Linked DNA regions of Homo sapiens: all the other regions are linked to region 3. Evidence: chromatin contacts called from ENCODE Hi-C or POLR2A ChIA-PET data. All regions are on one chromosome and are shown on one strand. The core of a region is the stretch at or near the end of the contact, and the rest is flanking DNA. Distances in the headings are between cores, read along the strand shown. Region 1 overlaps ADGRV1 (adhesion G protein-coupled receptor V1). Region 2 overlaps ADGRV1 (adhesion G protein-coupled receptor V1). Region 3 overlaps ADGRV1 (adhesion G protein-coupled receptor V1).

Evidence for each region. A loop is a pair of places that touch in the nucleus more often than their neighbours do. ChIA-PET counts read pairs that join two places held with the same protein, here RNA polymerase II (POLR2A). Pooled maps may share reads with other maps.
Region 1: a map of GM12878 shows a loop between it and region 3 (2.3-fold over the local background). The contact joins two enhancer-like sites. A Hi-C loop is called at or near these places in 1 of 168 maps with a recorded cell type or tissue (GM12878), 4 of 37 single-sample maps with no recorded cell type and 12 of 50 pooled maps. POLR2A ChIA-PET finds 5 or more read pairs at or near these places in 1 of 52 experiments (CD4-positive, alpha-beta T cell).
Region 2: a loop to region 3 is called in a pooled map, with 4 times the contacts of the local background. The contact joins two enhancer-like sites. A Hi-C loop is called at or near these places in 1 of 168 maps with a recorded cell type or tissue (GM12878), 2 of 37 single-sample maps with no recorded cell type and 6 of 50 pooled maps. POLR2A ChIA-PET finds 5 or more read pairs at or near these places in 2 of 52 experiments (CD4-positive, alpha-beta T cell and OCI-LY7).

Annotation. Positions count from the first base shown.
Region 1 is chr5:91,057,249-91,060,632 of GRCh38, reverse strand. All of the region lies in intron 85 of ADGRV1 (adhesion G protein-coupled receptor V1), which reads right to left. Among named protein-coding and RNA genes, the nearest start is that of LUCAT1, 260 kb to the left of the region's middle. Within about 2 kb of position 1,957, at least 5 of the 41 ENCODE cell types and tissues checked have a DNase peak (open chromatin) inside an H3K27ac peak, as active enhancers do.
Region 2 is chr5:91,077,885-91,080,946 of GRCh38, reverse strand. The region is part of intron 86 of ADGRV1 (adhesion G protein-coupled receptor V1); the gene reads right to left. Among named protein-coding and RNA genes, the nearest start is that of LUCAT1, 230 kb to the left of the region's middle. Within about 2 kb of position 1,791, at least 2 of the 41 ENCODE cell types and tissues checked have a DNase peak (open chromatin) inside an H3K27ac peak, as active enhancers do.
Region 3 is chr5:91,160,861-91,164,258 of GRCh38, reverse strand. It overlaps ADGRV1 (adhesion G protein-coupled receptor V1), which reads right to left. Exons shown (of 90, transcript NM_032119.4): 90 at 1-477. The coding sequence ends at 359. The region is part of intron 6 of LOC107986432 (a long non-coding RNA gene); the gene reads left to right. Among named protein-coding and RNA genes, the nearest start is that of LUCAT1, 150 kb to the left of the region's middle. RefSeq lists enhancers at 1,354-1,483, 1,504-1,553. Within about 2 kb of position 1,403, at least 30 of the 41 ENCODE cell types and tissues checked have a DNase peak (open chromatin) inside an H3K27ac peak, as active enhancers do.

The DNA of each region.
Region 1 (3,384 bases), core at 708-3,207, 100 kb after region 3:
ACTCTGTTTAAAATACACTATACATTTCTTTGCACTATTATTAAAATTTTAATCATGAAATTCTGGAAATAGTAAGGTAACTTTCAATTATTAAGAAAACAGTGGCTTGGTGTGGTGGCTCATGCTTGTAACCTCAGCACTTCGGGAGGCTGAGGTTGGGGGATTTCTTGAGGCTAGGAGTTTGAAACCAGCCTTGACAACATGGTGAAACCTCGTCTCTATTAAAAAAAAAAATATATATATATATATATATACACACACACATATAAAATTGCCAGGCATGGTGGAGTGTGCCTGTAGTTCCAGCTACTTGGGAGGCTGAGGTGGGAGGATGGCTGGAGCCATAATCATGCCACTGCACTCCAGCCTGGGCAACAGAGTGTCTCAAAAAACCAAACAAACAAACAAGCAAAAGAACCAAAACTGCTGCCCCGCCCCCCAGCAACAAACAAACAAACAGCAAGAAAACAGTGACAGTGTGAGTAGATGAGGTTATATGTCCATCATTTTAAGGTTATTATCTTAAGTTGTAGATGACTTATGTCTCAAATCCAATACTCAGCTCTGTTGCAGAGCCCATTTCAATCCTGGTATCCTAATTTTTTAATTGAATAAATATGTAAGGACGTTGGTGTTTGCTGTGTAATGGGTTAGTACATAAAAATGTACTAAGATATCTAAACCCTAAATATGCTCATATTGGATTGTTGCTAGTCTATGATGTTACTATTAATTAGTATTTATTTATCATTTTTATGTGTCCTGCAATGTTACAGTTAAAACTGGAAACTTAAGAAATGTAAAAGGCCAATATGCAAGGGATATTTGATAAATGTTAAAAAGAAATATGGGCCAAAAATCTGGAGAAAACTTGAGATAGAGGTCATGAATTAATTTCAGAAGAGGAAAGTAAAACTAAAAGGAAATACAGGCTAAAATTTTATCCACTTTATGGGGAATTCCCAATATTGAGGGGGAAATGACACATTTCACTTTCCCTGAAGCTTTGAAGTGGTAAGAATTAGATCATACATATGTAGAGGCAACATTTTAAAAGTCCCAATTTGAACTGCCCTAAACTAGACACGTCTAATGAGCTAGATAGACAGATGTCAAGAGAGCTCCTTTATGATTTTTGTAAAGAAGCTTCTCAAAAGAAAATGATCTTGCTGTTGAGGGTATAATGTAGGGGGAAGGACAGAGTGAGGAGAAGCCTTTTACTGATGGGTTAGAATAATTCTGCTTGCAAAAAAAATACTGGTAATAATGAAGGCTCTGAGGCCAGATATTTGGAAGGATCCCAGGTACACCTCTTATTGACTTTGCAACTATGTAGCTTCTCCACATACTCAGTATGTAGCTTCTCCACAGCTCAGTTTTCCAAAAAATAAAATAGGGAAAACAATGGCATCTACCTTACAAGAGTGCAGTGAGAACCAAATGAGTGAATACATGTAAAGGTCTTGGATCAGAGGCTGGCATGCCGTAGGTACTCAATAAAAGATAACCATGATCACTGTCGTCTATTGCTAAGCCCAAATCCTCCTATGTATACAGTATACAAGATTTAATTTGCATTAAAAAAGAGAAGATACCAAATAGTAGAGAGGAAAGTGTGAACATTCATCACATTTATTTATGTGTCAGAGAAAAGTGCTGTGCAGTATGAGTTCAGTGAAAGAAAACAGTGCCTCAGTTGGGGTAGTCAGGAGACTTTGTGGAAGAGGCAGGTGAAATCAGCTCTTTCTCTCTTGAGTTCTTTACCGATCAGCAGGTGTGTAAGGTGACTCAGTCATGCAATTATGATTGTCTGCCTGTGTCCACAGCACGTCCGCATGAGGGGAAGGAGGAAAACTTTCCCTTTGCTACTTTTCCTCATGACTCATGTGTGTTTCTGCAAAATCAGTGTTGAAACTTGGTCCAATTTGAAAAGTCAAGGTAATGATGGGTCATTCAAAAAGAGGCACGTAATAAGGAAGCCCAACATGACACCATCACACCACCAGTGACTGACAAACCAGTCTGGCCAGTGGTGTTAGCAGCAGTAAATTGACTATTGGTTCAGGGGCTTTTCTAGGGATTTAAACTTAGGGTTTCTTATCTTCCATACTACTGTCCCACTCCCACAAAGCTTCCAAAAAGAGGGCAAAAGATGCCAAAAAAAAAAAAAGGTCAATTACCTAACGATTTTATGGAAGAGGGAGGGTTTCTAGCCTTTCAAAGCCTGCATTCTGGATGGGGTGACTGCTGGAAGATCTCAGTGTTGACTATTGGAATGCAGGCCACTATTAATATCCCTGCCATTCTGAGCTGCCCATTAGAAAGATAACAGCACTTCCTTCTTTAAAAAATAAGTTCCTTCATTGAATCTGAGCACTAGAAGGGATAGTAGAGGTCATGCCACCCTCCCTCCAGCATGATGGGTGAAGAAACCAAGTGCAAGGACTTCTGAGGCCTGCCCAGCACCTGACTGTTTAAACTCCTGGTCAGTGCTATAATGAGGCTTCTCAGCGTAAGTCAGACTCCATGGAAAAATAACCTAAAATGTTTTCAGGGACCATATTCTGCAAATAATCTAAAATCCCTTGTTAAGCAAATGTCTGAAACATTTTATTCTTTGCATATGCATTCCCAGGGGTTAGGGGACTATTGAATAAATCAAGTGTTTAGTGAACATCACACTAAACATGCTCATTCCTAAGTATAATACTCACTAGTAATACCTGGGCAGCACAGACACACGTATTCCTTCCATAAAACAGTTTTCAAAGACACCACACATCAACATTTTTGCATAATACAAAAATTCATGTAAAATAATACAACTAATTCCGTTAGAAGGAGAGAGAGCAAAGCTAGGAGGAAAGAGCAATGAACCCAAACCAACATTCTGTCACTCACAATCCCCTCTCCCACCAAGGCCCTTTCCCCATCCAAAAAAAATTGGCTTCAGTTGAAAAATATTTTATCATAAGGAATTTATTTTTGTCAACAGGATGTTCCTGTTATTTTCAAGTCTTGTAGTTTCAACAACAGGATTTCAGGGCAGTGAAATAAAATAGGAACAGCAGAGTAATTTGAATTTCTGAGCATACTCATGCATGTATAAGAAAAGTCCAAATAGTCTAAAACTGGCTTTAAACAATGTAAGGCTGTCTCCTTATGCACTTTCTAAATTTCTTCTCATTAAAAAAATGATGATCTAATAGACAGTAAATATTTTTGACTGATATTCTTAAGTTTTTAATTGTAGCCAAACTTCTTAATTGTGGAGCTGGGCCAGCTAATATCTTCAAACACTTCCCTTTATGATGGTACAATAGTTTATTTGTTCTTTTCTTTATTTTTTTTCTTTCTTCAAATAAATCTTGCATGTGCTACAAA
Region 2 (3,062 bases), core at 542-3,041, 84 kb after region 3:
AGATATTGATGAAGTGTAGAGAAGAAAGGAGTTACATATCTGACTGCATTCTGTACCAATTACATATTGAAAGGGTTCTTATACTAATAAAAATACTAACACATATTGAGGACTTAGTATGTTTCAGGAACTATACTAAATACTTATATGAATTAAAATTTTATCTTTCACACAACTGTACGAAATTAAATAGTGTTATTACACCTGCATTACATATGAGAATAGTGAGGAAAACTAGGGATGTTTTGGTACCATAAAGAGGGGCAATCTTTCTTGGAAATCAGAAGATTAAGTAGAAGATGAAGGAGTAATTTTCCAACCCTGATCACTTCAAGTTTTTTTTTTTTTTTTTTTTTTTGCAGGGTGTGCGGAGCTGGGTGTAAAGTCTAATACTACTTTTATGAAATTAGAGTTCTCTAAGTTTAAAATTTAATGTTTACATGTCACTATTACCAAGAAGAGTTTTGAAAACAAAATGGTAAGGGCAGAAGTATTGATGTGAACAACAATGGCAGCTCTGGAGAGCTTGTGAATCAACCTCTGATTCTAATCCCACAACTGAGCAGCCCTGTAAATGTGAAAACGTTTCTAAGCCTCTCATTTCCTTGATTTCCTTGTCTGACTAGAGGAAATCATACCTGCTTAATAGGCTTCATGTAAAAATTGAGATAAAATGTTTGATAGCAAACTAGTTGACTATAGTTAACAACATGTATTGTATATTTCAAAATAGCTAGAAGAGATAACTTGAAATGACCCCAGCACATTGAAATGATAAATATTCAAGGTGATGGACATCCCAAATACCCTGACATGATCATTACACATTCTATGTATGTTACAAAATGTCACATGTACCCCATAAATATGTACAGATATTATGTACATATATATATATATTAAACTGAGATAACATACGTGAAATTCTTAACACAGTGCCTGATGAATGGTGAATCGTAATGGGTGGCAGTGATGATGACAATAACCATGATGTGGACCACCAAGGTGCAAAGGGAGATGCACACCTGCACTTACATGCAGTGCCAGCCCTTTACTCTTTCTCTCACCCCCGTCCCATATCCATGCTCTATGCCCTCTGTCCACCTAGAAAAAAGATGTCAATTAAACATAATAGTTTAGTACTGAAATAGCCAGAGTTGGGGATTACCTTTGTCCTCATCCATCTCCAATTGAGACTGGTAAAAGGCAGCTCACTAAAGTAAGAAATCCAGGAAACCTGAGTTCTAGAAAGGCCCGGTCTGCCACAAGTGGTCAGCCCCTTTTCCTTCTTGGCTACATTGTAAATCAGGGGTGTTTCAACAGAAATTTAAACCTTCTCTCAAAAATATGATTTTCCTTTTTACTTTTCATGATGATGTGCAAAGCCTTAGGCAACTCCTGATGTTATTGTTCTAGGAGTTTTTCATGAGCAGTATCAAATCCTAAGTGTTTTCAGAAACAATAATGAAGAAAACAAACACTGAATGACTACACATCATCTTCCAGGCAGAGAGATTTCTGATATGAATCTTCGAGGATTGAGATCAAAAACCTAAGCAGAGAATGGGCATCCATATGTATGTGTTTTTAACATGTGGGATTTCCCCCACCACTATTGGCAAAATGTGGGAAGAGTGAACTGTGCTTCACAAAGATTTTTTCAAGCTTGAGTGGGAGTGTCTGTTCACGGTTGAGTGAGAAGCTGGGGTTTTCCTTAGGCCCCAAGGCATTGTTTTTTTAAAATGTTATTTTCAGAAATGGAGCTTGGAGTAGACTGCAAACAGGCATCTAACTGCCAAGGACATGTGAAACCTGTAATGTTGGTCATTCTGGATCCTATTCAAGTACATACTGTTACTGGGTAAGATCACTTTTACTTTACTTTAGCAGAAGCCCCAATTCTGCTTTAGGAAAAAAAATCATATCATGTTTTCCCATTTTTATTTATAAATCCTGAAGGTTTCTGCAAGCAGTAACATTTAAAAGGACAATGACATACTTACAAGTTTGATGTGAGAATAATGAGGATATTGAAACACCAGAATGTTTCAGCTACTGACTGCTTCAAATAAGCTAGCACCAAACTTAGTGACTTAAAATAATGTACTATTTCTCCCAATTCTGCAATCTGGGCTAGGCAGGTTTTCAACTCTGTGTGGTGTCCATTGGGGATGGAACCTACAAGAAGCCTTCTTCACTCACATGTCCATGTCTGGAATCAGAGCTGGTTTGCCTGACACAACTGGAGGCTGGCTGAGCCTGCCTTTGCACATGTCTGCTGCACATGGCCAGCGTGGGGTTTCTACCACCGTGGTGGTCTCTGGGTAATTGAACTTAGATGGTGGCTTCCAAGAGGAAGGAATCTAAAACTGCCATTCATCTTAAAGTCTAGGCCCATTATGAAAAAGCATCACTTCCATCACATTACATTGGTCTAAGCAAGTCCAAAGACAGTCCAGATGTAAAAGGATGAGAACTAGTCTCCATCCTTTGATGTGAGGAGTAGCACCTACATAAAAGGAGAAAAGTAACTGATGGCAGCCATCTTTGGAGACTGAAACACAGTTTATTTTATTTACCAGGAGCTCTTTCCTTTCCCTCTTTTTCCTTTGGATTTCATTTCCTTTGCTCTATTTGAAATTTTAAAAACGACAAGAGTAAAAAAGGCACTCAACTTTAGGATGTAAGGGATGAGCATTTACAATATTCACTATAAAAAGTTTTCAATAATTTTTATAATAATAATAAAATATTGATTTATATTACTATTGTTGTTCACTCTAAGGTTGAAGAAATGGAAGCATTCATCCTCAAATAATGCTCCCATGTAAGAGATGTGGCCATTACAGTACCAGGAGATTCTAAATACCTCAGGTTCACATTACATGACTAGCTGGATCCAGCCACATTTCCATTTTCATATATCATATTGAAACCTATGTGTGGGATTTTTAGAAGAAGGGGATTTGTAATCATCTACTTTCTTTCTTGATTGAAATGAATTTTCCTCTCCTGATCCATGAATCATTCCTCATATAAGAACTGGATCATGAATCAGAAAG
Region 3 (3,398 bases), core at 154-2,653:
CACAATGTTTCTTTATCAATAATGAAGCTGGATGATACCAAATAGATTCTATTGCTTTATTGATTATTACTTTCATTAAACAATGTTAGCCATATAGGATGATTAAAAAAACAACTAATATCCTTGGAATATGAACATCCTATTAACTGATACAAACTGACTCCACCTTTCTTATAGCAGTGAATTTTCAGGTCACATACAATCAGTAATTTATACTCCAAATACAACAATCACGTTTGTATTAATCATCCAGTACAATTCACAGGTTCCTATTACACAGGTGGATGTACTTAGAGAGTTTTAGCACAAAAGCTGATACAAATATGAAAGTGTGCTCAGTCGAATGGTTAGTGAGGTGCTACAGGTGAGTGTCGGCGATGGGTATCCTCCTGAGCTCCACGATCTGGGAGTCAGTCAAGGTGCCCCCCTCCTGGCTGCCTTGACCAGATTCATTATCACTGACACTGAGACCAGCACCTGCCACAGAAATAGAATGAACACAAAAATCCAAACTATTAGTGCAGTGAATTCTTAAGAATCAATTTACATTAGGTCCAAGCCTGTTTATTTCTATTATATTAGTAAAAAATAAGCCATACATTTAGAATAGATATTATTAATACCTAACAATTATGAAACTATCTTTTACATTTCCTTTGGCAGTTTTTTAAATTGTACGGATTAATTTCTAAAGACACACATTTGGGTTCTCAATCTTTACTGTTTGTTTTTCACATGGTGGGCAGGTGTAACCTACTACCACAATATAATCTCTCAATTGAGGGCTCATCAAAATAGAAAATCAGTCAGGTTATTAGACTTTTTCACCAGTGGGGTAGGATTTGCTGTTACAAAACATATAGGCCCCGAATTCATATGCACTGAGGTCCATCACTTGAGATTCAGTGTTGGGCAGTGATCTGAGAAGAAAGACAGGCATGTGAGAACACCTGGAGTCACACCAGTGCCCTGAAGACATTGGCTTTGAATGATTCAGATCTGATCCTAAGATAAAAATAATTACGTAACACAGTGCCAAAATAGATCCACACAGGAATTCCACCACAGTAGTTACTGTTAACTACTGACAGCGCTCAGAATCTGTTTTGAGGAAGCTCCACTATTCATTACTTTTTTTTTCACAACTCAGATAATTGAGAAAAAACTATGCTAGAGTAACACCTTGTTCTTTTCTTTTTCTTTCATATTTCTAGAGAACAATGTTCTTTTCTTTTGTAATAACGTTCAGAGGAACACATAAACTCTCATCCTCTCTACACACACACAATGGGGATGTGGTCATAGGGTGTGCTGGATGAATCACCAGAGGTTACCAGGGCCAGCCCCACTAGACTCTGCAAACAAGGAGGAAAGTGAAAAACCGGTTGCTCAGGCAGCTGGGATTTCCCTTTCTGTCTGAGAGGAAGAAAAGGCAATTCTGCAGAGTTGACAGTTGTGGGAAAATGGTGAATTGGCTTAATCTTAGCCTATCTGGAGATGGAAGCCAGAGCCTACTAGTGACCTTCTAGCCAAGCCCTCCTTCTTCTGGGTCTCTGACCTTCGCACTCTCTCTGTTAAAGGCCGCTGTTGAAACTCCACTTCCTCTCTTTGCTTCTGTGACATGGTACTTGCCCATCTTATCCTCTGATCTGCTGGCTCTTTCTAGATCTATTCTGCTTTCTCATACACTTCCTCCTGCTGCCTCATTTCTGGAGGCCTTGTTTTCTGCCCTGTCTCAAGGCCTGCAGGATCCTCTTGCCTGCACTCTCTCCTAATGTCTCACTAGGGTTTCCAAGCTCAGGACACGGAGCAGCAGGTCACTGCCTTTTCACACGACGTTCTTATGCTGGCACCTCTGCCTGGGGTGCTCTTCTCACTTCCCACCTCCTTCATCTGGCTGCCTCCACTCTTCCTACCAATATCAACTCTGCTATCCCTTGAAACATGATGATTCTCTTTTAAAATTTCTGACCCCCCCACTGGATTATGTCCTTCCTATCTTTCTGTCTCCTAGCTCATAGGACAGTGCTCAGTACACTGCAGGTGTTCAGCAAATGTGTGCTGAATGTAGTATTAAACTGTGCTCTGCATCCTAAGTCGTGAACCTGCCTGCTCCATCTCATCTCCTGTTCTGTTCCTCTGGTCTGTTCTGTATTCCACTGCCCTCTCCTTCTCAAGAACGAGTGTTAGTTCCTATTGCCAGTTACACTGAGTTGGGAACCCTCTGCTTTGGCTTTCATATCAGTCTTTAATCTGTCTCTAGCCTATCAAATAGATGTATCCCAACCATTGCCTTTTGGAGCGCTTTCTCTGAAACTGATCAGGTCTCCTGATGCCCTGAATGCACCATGTTAATTCCAGCCTGAATGTCTTCCTGCCTGCCCATCAGGGCCCATCTCTATACCTTTTTACAGATACTTATTTTTCCATCTCCTCAAAATAGGGAGCTGGAGGACATAAAATGTGAAAAGTTCTCATCCCTGACAAAATCATTAATCACCTCCCCTTTATTCTCTCACACTGCCCAGGTTTTGATGATAAATTTAATAATACTCCTATCTACAATGTATACATAAGCCATAAAGCAAAATGCTTAACAAACACTCATAAACTCCTTTCTTCAAGAACCAGAATATTGCCAGTGACAATGTATTTTTAAAAATTTACTAAGTTGCTAAAATTTACCAATTAATACATTTCACATCAAAAAAATCAGATTTCTGGTTTCTCTTGAAAAAAAAAAAAAAAAACTAACAAAAACAACAACCAGAAGATCAGGCAACATTGGGCCTGCATTTCCGCATTACAAAACAAAACAAAAAACAACAACAAAAAACCCATGGACCAGGCAGTCCTTCAGTTTGTCTCTGTTTTCACCCAGCCCTCTTCAATCATTTATGGACTACCATAAATAATGCTTGGCCCCCGAAGGTAACATTTGTGTCTACTTCCAGGCCTTCGAAGGACAAATGGCCCATGCTTCTCTGCTGGGAACAGGAGAACCGTGTTATGTGGAAGAACCTCAGTGAACTGGCGAGACAGTGGCCATTCTATAAGGAGGTGACTAAGGCCCTGGGGCCTGTAGCAAGGAAGAGCTAAATATGGAAGCACTAGGGAGGAACAGAGAGGACCCCATGATTAGCCTCAGGGAAGACTGAGGCCGAATGACTTAACTAGTACCAACTCCCAGTGATTTCAGTGTCTGCCTACTCTAAATCCCACTAGGAATATCATCATAAAGCATGTGATGACAACTGGGACAAGGCACACTAGAAAGACAAGCTCTGCCTTATTGAAAGCATGCTGAGCTTGTTTAGCAACTCAAGATATGTAAGCAAGTTCTAGACTCGTCTTGAGTCACCACATCTACTGACCCATCTCATCATCCTCCTTTGCAA